Linked DNA regions of Homo sapiens: region 1 is linked to region 2. A link is a contact called in ENCODE Hi-C or POLR2A ChIA-PET data. All regions are on one chromosome and are shown on one strand. The core of a region is the stretch at or near the end of the contact, and the rest is flanking DNA. Distances in the headings are between cores, read along the strand shown. Region 1 holds the start of DBNDD1 (dysbindin domain containing 1). Region 2 holds the start of FANCA (FA complementation group A).

Region 1 (3,618 bases), core at 314-2,813, 200 kb before region 2:
TGCCAGACTCCCTTGGCCTGAGAGGGGCCTCCTCCCCCTGGGACAGGGTGGTCAGACAGTGACGCTGGAGAGCACAGTGGGGGTAATTATTATAATTTAACACTTACTTCACAAAACCAATATGCTAGCAGCTTCATGCTGATTGGCTTTTTGCTTCAGAAGTCTGGATGAGTGTCCTGAATTAAATAGCTGTATTAACAATAATTCCTTTCAGCAAAAAGGGCAAGAATAGGAGGGTTAGCTCAGGATAGCCTAGACAGGGTACTCATTTTTCACAAGCTAAGAGCAATCCTGGTCTGTCGGTGTGGGCTGCAGAGATGAATCATTCAGGGAGCCCTGAATTGCGGCTCCCTGGGATCCCGACAGGGCCCACTGCGACCTGTTCTTTTCATATTGAATTCGAGTTCAGATTTTTAGAAAAGAGCCTTTTCTTCACATATGTGGCTTAAGATACTTTCATTCAGTGTCAAGCTGTGCAGCTCAGAAACCCAGATAAATGGCATCTGAGTTTCCTGCAAAATCCCAGAGCAAATGTTAATACAAACAAACCGACTGCCCTCTGTCTGATGTCTGATGCTTCCTGCCACCCACTATCCACCAGGTAAACCGCCTCAGGCCACGGCATCAACTCAGTGAAGGCCTGGATGCTGGGTTAACAAGAGTGTTTATGAAGACTAGACTTTTTCTTTTCTTTTCTTTTCTTTTTTTTTTTTGAGACATACAATCATAGCTCACGGCAGCCTTGGACTCCTGAGCTCAAGCTGTGCTCCCACCTCAGCCTCCCAAAGGGCTGGGATTACAGGCATGAGTCAATGCTCCTGCAAACGGACTTTCTTTGAGAGATAAATATTGAAGTACTTACAAATGCAATGATCTAATGTGTATATAATTTGCTTCAAAATGACCCAGCAGTGGAGGGAAGTGAATGAGGACAGAGAAGCAGTGGCCCAGGCCAGGAGCTGGCAATCGCTGAATCTGGGCGATAGGGACATGGGGGTCAGTTTCATCGAAACTGCCTTGGCGCTCTCTGCAGCCCGGGCCCGCCGCCCTCTCCTTACCTCCCATCCCCCATCCCGCCCCTTCCAGCCTCCCAAGCACACGCCCTCGCCCCCACCCGCCCCCCGCGTTAATTCGCGCCATCCAGGGCGCTCTGTGAGTCTGTCATTACCCAGCGCGAGTCAGGCCCCTCCTGTGCCCCTCGCCAGCCCCGAGGGGCGCCCGCACACAGTCGGCGCCCCACACGCAAGTACCTGGAAGAGAACAAGAGGACGCCAGCGGGCGCGGCCGCCAAGTGAGTGCGCAGGAGCCCCGGACGCCCGGCCGGGGTCGGGAGGGCGCAGCCAGGTCCCGGTGGTGTCCGCGGCGGGGCGCGGCCCGCGAGGGAAGGGTCGGCGGGGGAGGGGTCCGCTGGGCCAGGGGCCAGCAGGGGGCGCGCGCGGGCCGGGGCGGGGCCGCACCTGTCCTGCGGCTGGGGGGGCGCCGGGAGGGGGCCGGGGCCCGGGAGCAGCTGCGCGCCCCGCCCCGCCCCGCGGGCTCCTCCCTGCCGCCGCGGCCCCCCGGTTGCTGCCCCGATGCGCTGCGCCCGGAGCCGGGGCCGAGTCGCTGCCGCAGCTGTTGGGGCGCCCGGGCCAGGCGACGCCGCCGTCGCCCGTGCCCCTCCCAGACCGCACCGGCCGCATGGAGCCCCCGGAGGGCGCCGGCACCGGAGGTGAGTTCAGCCCCAGCCCCCGAGACCCCCGCGCAGCGCTTCCCCGCAGCGAGCCGCAGCCCCTCCCCCCAGGGCTCACCCTTCGCCGCTCCCGGGAGTCGCGAAGACCCCTTTGGCAGCTCGGGGTCGTCCGGCGGGCCAGGGGCACCTCCCGGGCGCGGTCCCCGCGCGGGGCTGGGGGCACACGGACCGAGTCTCCGCCCCCTTGTTCTCTGCGCTCCCGGCCCGGGAAGCCGTGCCCGGCACGCTCCTTGGTGGGTGGCCCGGAGTTTCGTCCTGAGCCCCCTCCCAGCCAAGCCAGCCGGTGACCCGGGGAGCGGGGGAGGGGGGTTCCGGGGCTGGAGTTTGGGGTCCCTGTCGGTGGGGCGTGAGGGCGACGCTGGCCGCTTGCAAGCGCGTCCGCTTTGTTCGCCCAGCCGCGAGTCCCGGGGGGCGAGGGCCGTAGACTCGCGGGCAGGGATCCTGCCAGGGGCGAGGGGCTGAGATGGGTCTTGGGGATGTGGGGCATGCACGGGCGCGGCCTGCCGGGGACTCCAGAGCTGCAAGGGTGGCTGGTCCGGGAGTGGCCCAGGCGCACGCTCATCGGGGAGGGTAGGTGCGCGTGGAGCGCTCCCTGCCCTGATGGTGGAGGCCCTACTGCAGGACCTTGGAGTCGGTAACGGGAAGAAAGCTCTCAGAACCTCCCCCCTTCCCGATCAGAGACTTTTCCAAAAGGGCTTTCGGGGTTCCATTTGCCTAGGTAGGAACTTGGATGCAAACTGCAGACTCCTCCACCTGCCCAGCCAAGCCCACCACCTCCTGGTTTCCTAGAGCTCCCATTCCAGGGAGCCAGCAGGTGCCTGAGGGCACAGGCAGGCCAGCCTGCCGCTCTGGAACTACATGGGAACCTCTCAGTCCCCCAGCCGCACACAGTGGCATCCTCTGGAGCCCGAAGGGCTGTCCCCGGGAGGAGCAGGTCCACCCACCCTGTGTATCTGCAGTCCAAGGTATAGGGACAAATGCCCCAGGGCTGGTGGGTTTGGGTTTTGATTTGTCATTTGTGGGAGGGACCAGAGCTCTTTCTTAACACTGATAGTCCCAGGCTCCTGGGTATTCCCAGTAGCAGCTTTGTGGACATAGGAAGCCTGGAGGTTGGGAGTGAGGGCTTGGGGGTCTCCGAGCTGTTTCCAGCTGTGAACTGTGGGCAGTCAGGCCCCTGTGAGCCTCAATTTCCATTTCTGTCAGTGGAGACAGTTCTGCTTCCCCTGCAGGGCTGTGGGAGCCCAAGGCATTTGGGAGTGGAGGTTAATATGTTTTCCCTCCTCCTTTGGGAAAAAAGGAGGACTTCCCAGCAGCTTAAAAGGCAGAGAAAGCAGGTTCAGTTTCTGAGCCCATCAGTCACTGGCTGGGGGCTTCAGACACCTGACTCAATCAGTGCACAGGTATTTACCTACAGGTCGCAGCTCTGTGCAGTACCCTGCCTGGGGTGGGGAGTTAGTGGGAAGACAGGGCCCTGTCCTCTGAGGGCTCACGCTCTTGACACCAACTCCTGTTTCCTTGTCTGCAAAGTGGCCAGTGATGCCTACTTTGTGGAACCTCATGAGATCACACATTGGTGACTCTGTCATTACTTATCACTTACTTTTGAAAACCTTACAAAAGTAGAGAGAACGGCGGGACAAAGGCCCATGTGTGACATCCCAGCCCCCAGGCCCACAGCCTCCTCTCCAGACTACCACCAACCTCCCTTCATTAGTGGTTTGAACCAAATCTAGACATATTATTTCACTGATAAATAATTCAGAAATATCTGTAAAATATGATTTTTTTTTTTTTTGAGACGGAGTCTCGCTCTGTTGCCCAGGCCGGAGTGCAGTGGCGCGATCTCGGCTCACTGCAACCTCCACCTCCCGGGTTCACGCCATTCTCCT
Region 2 (3,596 bases), core at 511-3,010:
CTCAGGTCTTTCATTATTTTGGGAAAATTATTGGTAATTTTCTCTTCAAACATTTTTTATGATTTGTTCTTTCTTCTTCTTTTGGGAGTCCTATTACATGCATATGATATCATTTGATATTTTCCCACAGTTCTTGGATGCTTTTTTTAAAAAAAAACTTTTTTTCTTCTTTATTTTCCAACGTGGGTAATTCCTATTTTTCTCAGCTGTGTTGATCCTACTGCTGCCCCATCAGAAAAATTACCTGTTATCAGCGTTCTTCCTTTCTTATAATTTGATGAGTTTCCTCCTCATGCATATTGTTCACCTTTCGTACAAGAGACCTCCACATATTAATCACAGTTAATTTAAATTTCCAGCCTGTTTCAATTTCTCGATCACCTCTGAGTCTAGTCCTGTTAATTGCTTAGTGTTATTTTTTGTTTTTGAAACAGGGTCTTGCTCTGTTGCCCAGGCTGGAGTGCAGCGGCGCGATCTCAGGCTGTTCCCTGAGTTCACACCATCCCCCTCAACCAGCAGATTGCAAAGTGTCCGAGTCGGGCCGTGCAGGAGTCTTTGTGGGGGTTTCATGGACTCCGAATTCTCATTTCTGCTCCATCCCCATCTCATGAATCCAAGGCCCCACTCTGTGCCTCGGCTCTTCGTTTGTGGTGCTGAACGTCATCTACGTCATCTACGCCATCTACGTAATCAACACAATAAAGACGCCTGCCGGGAACGCGGCCCTTCGGCTGAATCCCTTCGGTGGTTCCAAGGCCACTGCCAGAGGATGCGGACGGGTCTCCAGGGCCTCTACTTACCCAGGACTTTGAGGCACATTAGCTTCGCCTAGGCACTCGCTTTTACGAATTCTTATGTTTGGTTTTGTTTTGAGACAGAGTCTCGCTCTGCCGCCCAGGCTGGTTAAAAGATAGGGTCTCAGCCGGGTGCGGTGGCTCACGCCTGTAATCCCAGCACTTTGGGAGGCCGAGGCGGGCGGATCACCTGAGGTCCGGAGTTCGAGACTAGCCTGGGCCAACATGGCGAAACGCTGTCTCTACTAAAAATAACAAAAATCATCCAGGCGTGGTGGCGCGCACCTGCAATCCCAGCTACTCGGGAGGCTGAGGCAGGAGAATCACCTGAACCCAGGAGGCAGACGTTGCAGTGAGCCGAGATCGCGCCACTGCACTCCAGCCTGGGCGACAGAGGGAGACTCCGTCTCAAAAAAAGGAAAAAAAAAAAAAAGAAAAGAAACAAAAGTGATGGGGTCTCGCTCTGTTGCCCAGGCTAGTCTGGAATTCCTGGGCTCAAGCGACCCTCCAGCCTCGGCCTCCCAAAGCGCTGGGAATACAGGCGCGGCTACCGCGCGGTCTCCGGCTGCCGAAACACCGCCCTGCGCGCGGACCGTTCGGCCGCCGGGAGGAACAGCGGCTGCCCGGAGCTCAGAGGCGCGCGCGGCTTTGCGCTCCCCGCGGCGCTCTGAGCCTGCCTCGGCTTGGTTGGCCAGGTGGTCTCTTCAGGACCAACCCCAGTCATTCCCGGCAGGAACCACGCTTGAGGGGCGGCAGTCTGCCCGCGCGAGACGCCCCCGCGGACTACACCGCGGCGGCAAAGCCAAACGCAAAAACTACCTCACCGCGCGCAGGCGCCTCCCCCAGGACCAACATGGCCACGACGCAAGGCCTCGACCTGAGGGGCGTGGCCTGGCCGCCGCCAGCCAACGGGTGTGCGCGCCTGGCCGCAGCCAATAGGAAGGCAGCGCGGGCTCGGGCGCAGGGAGCCGCCGCCGGGGCTGTAGGCGCCAAGGCCATGTCCGACTCGTGGGTCCCGAACTCCGCCTCGGGCCAGGACCCAGGGGGCCGCCGGAGGGCCTGGGCCGAGCTGCTGGGTAGGTGGGCGCGGCAGGCCGCGGGAGTGGGCGGCGTCCGGCCCGGGACGGTTTCGCCGGTTCCCCGATCCCTTCCCGCCAGAGCCTCCGCCGGTCGGATCCCCGGACGCCGCGCCCGGGGGGCTGTGCGGGGTGGGCGCCCGGCTGGGGCGGCGCGGCTGCCTCGGACCCGGCCCCTCCTGCGCCTGGGCGGACGCCCCCAGCCGCCGCCCGCGGGGCGCTCCCTTCTTTCCCGAACGCCGCCCCCGCCGGCCGCCCTGTCAGGCGGGCCTGGGGTGCGCGGCCTGGGGCTCCCCTCAGCGCAGAGGCCGCCCCTCGCCAGCCGTCCCCGGGCTCCCCTGCCTCGGGCCCTCCTGGGCCGTCTTCCCCGGCGTCCGCGGTGGGGCCGTCTCCGTTAGTTTCCCGAGACCTGCGCCCTGGGGAGGAGCCCCGGCCCCTCTTCGGGAGGGTGTCGCTGGTGGGTTTCTCCGCGGCGTCCACCTGCGCGTCGGGCCGGGGACCCCGTGTGTGAATTGTGCTGTGATGGTTTCGAACCGACTTCTCTCCGTAGCGGGAAGGGTCAAGAGGGAAAAATATAATCCTGAAAGGGCACAGAAATTAAAGGAATCAGCTGTGCGCCTCCTGCGAAGCCATCAGGACCTGAATGCCCTTTTGCTTGAGGTAAGAGGAAGCTGGTGTCCGTCTGCGGGCAGATTTAGGTTCGGGGTTTTTGAGTCCAGCCACCGCACAGCTTTCCTAAGAAAACACCCGAGGCGGCGGGCGCGGTGGCCTGGCCCGCAGAGGGGAGGGTCGCCTGAGCCCGGGAGTTCTGGACCAACCTGGGCAACGGGGTGAGACCCCGCCTCTTTTATTAAAAACAAAACAACAACAACAAAAAAACAGGCCGGGCGCCGTGGCTCAGGGCTGTAATCCCAGCTTTTGGGGAGGCCAAGGCGGGTGGATCACTCAGGGTCAGGAGTTCGAGACCAGCCTGGCCAACATAGTGAAACCCGGTCTCTACTGAAAATACAAAAATTAGCTGGGTGTGGTGGCGCACGCCTTTAATCCCAGCTACTCGGGAGCCTGAGGCAGGAGAATTGCTTGAACCTGGACCCGGGAGGCAGAAATTGCAGTGAGCCGAGATCACGCCCCTTGCAATCCAGTCTGGATTACAGAGTGAGACTGTCTCACAAAAAAAAAAAAAAAAAAAAAAAAAAAAAAAGCCGGGCGTGGTGGCTCACGCCTGTAATCCTAGCCCTTTGGGAGGCCGAAGTGGGTAGATCACTTGAGGTTAGGAGTTCGAGACCAGCCTGACCAACATGGTGAAACCCCGTCACTACTTAAAATACAAAAATTAGCCGGGTATGGTAGCAGGTGTCTGTAATCCCAGCTGCTCAGGAGGCTGAGGCAGGAGAATCGCTTGAACCTGGGAGGTGGAGGTCGCCGTGAGTGAGATCCCGCCATTGCACTCCAGCCTGGACGACAGTGAGACTCCCTCTCAAAAAAGAAAAAAAGGAAAATAGCCCAGTAGGGAAGCATTACTTACACACAGGTTGTGTTTATGCACAGATCTTGAATTTTTTTTATTTTTATTTTTTATTTTCATTTATTTTTTTTGAGACAAAGTCTCACACTGTAGCCTGGGCTGGTATGCAGTGGGGTGATCTCGGCTCACTGCAGCCTCCACCTCCCGGGTTTAAGTGATTCTCCCGTCTCAGCCTCCCGAGTGGCTGGGACTACAGGCACG

Evidence for each region. Hi-C counts contacts between places; a loop is a spot of excess contacts on that map. ChIA-PET counts read pairs that join two places held with the same protein, here RNA polymerase II (POLR2A). Pooled maps may share reads with other maps.
Region 1: a loop to region 2 is called in a map with no recorded cell type, with 18 times the contacts of the local background. The contact joins the promoter of DBNDD1 here to the promoter of FANCA in region 2. A Hi-C loop is called at or near these places in 3 of 37 single-sample maps with no recorded cell type and 10 of 50 pooled maps. POLR2A ChIA-PET finds 5 or more read pairs at or near these places in 6 of 52 experiments (A549, HCT116, HEK293T and 3 more).

Annotation. Positions count from the first base shown.
Region 1 is chr16:90,017,401-90,021,018 of GRCh38, reverse strand. It overlaps DBNDD1 (dysbindin domain containing 1), which reads left to right and starts at 1,563. Exons shown (of 4, transcript NM_001042610.3): 1 at 1,563-1,708. The coding sequence starts at 1,678. It also overlaps a transcript of DRC4 not described here. RefSeq lists silencers at 264-558, 1,305-1,444.
Region 2 is chr16:89,814,811-89,818,406 of GRCh38, reverse strand. FANCA (FA complementation group A) reads left to right here and starts at 1,760. Exons shown (of 43, transcript NM_000135.4): 1 at 1,760-1,870; 2 at 2,421-2,530. The coding sequence starts at 1,792. RefSeq lists enhancers at 1,097-1,146, 1,532-1,826 and silencers at 1,687-1,976, 2,207-2,256.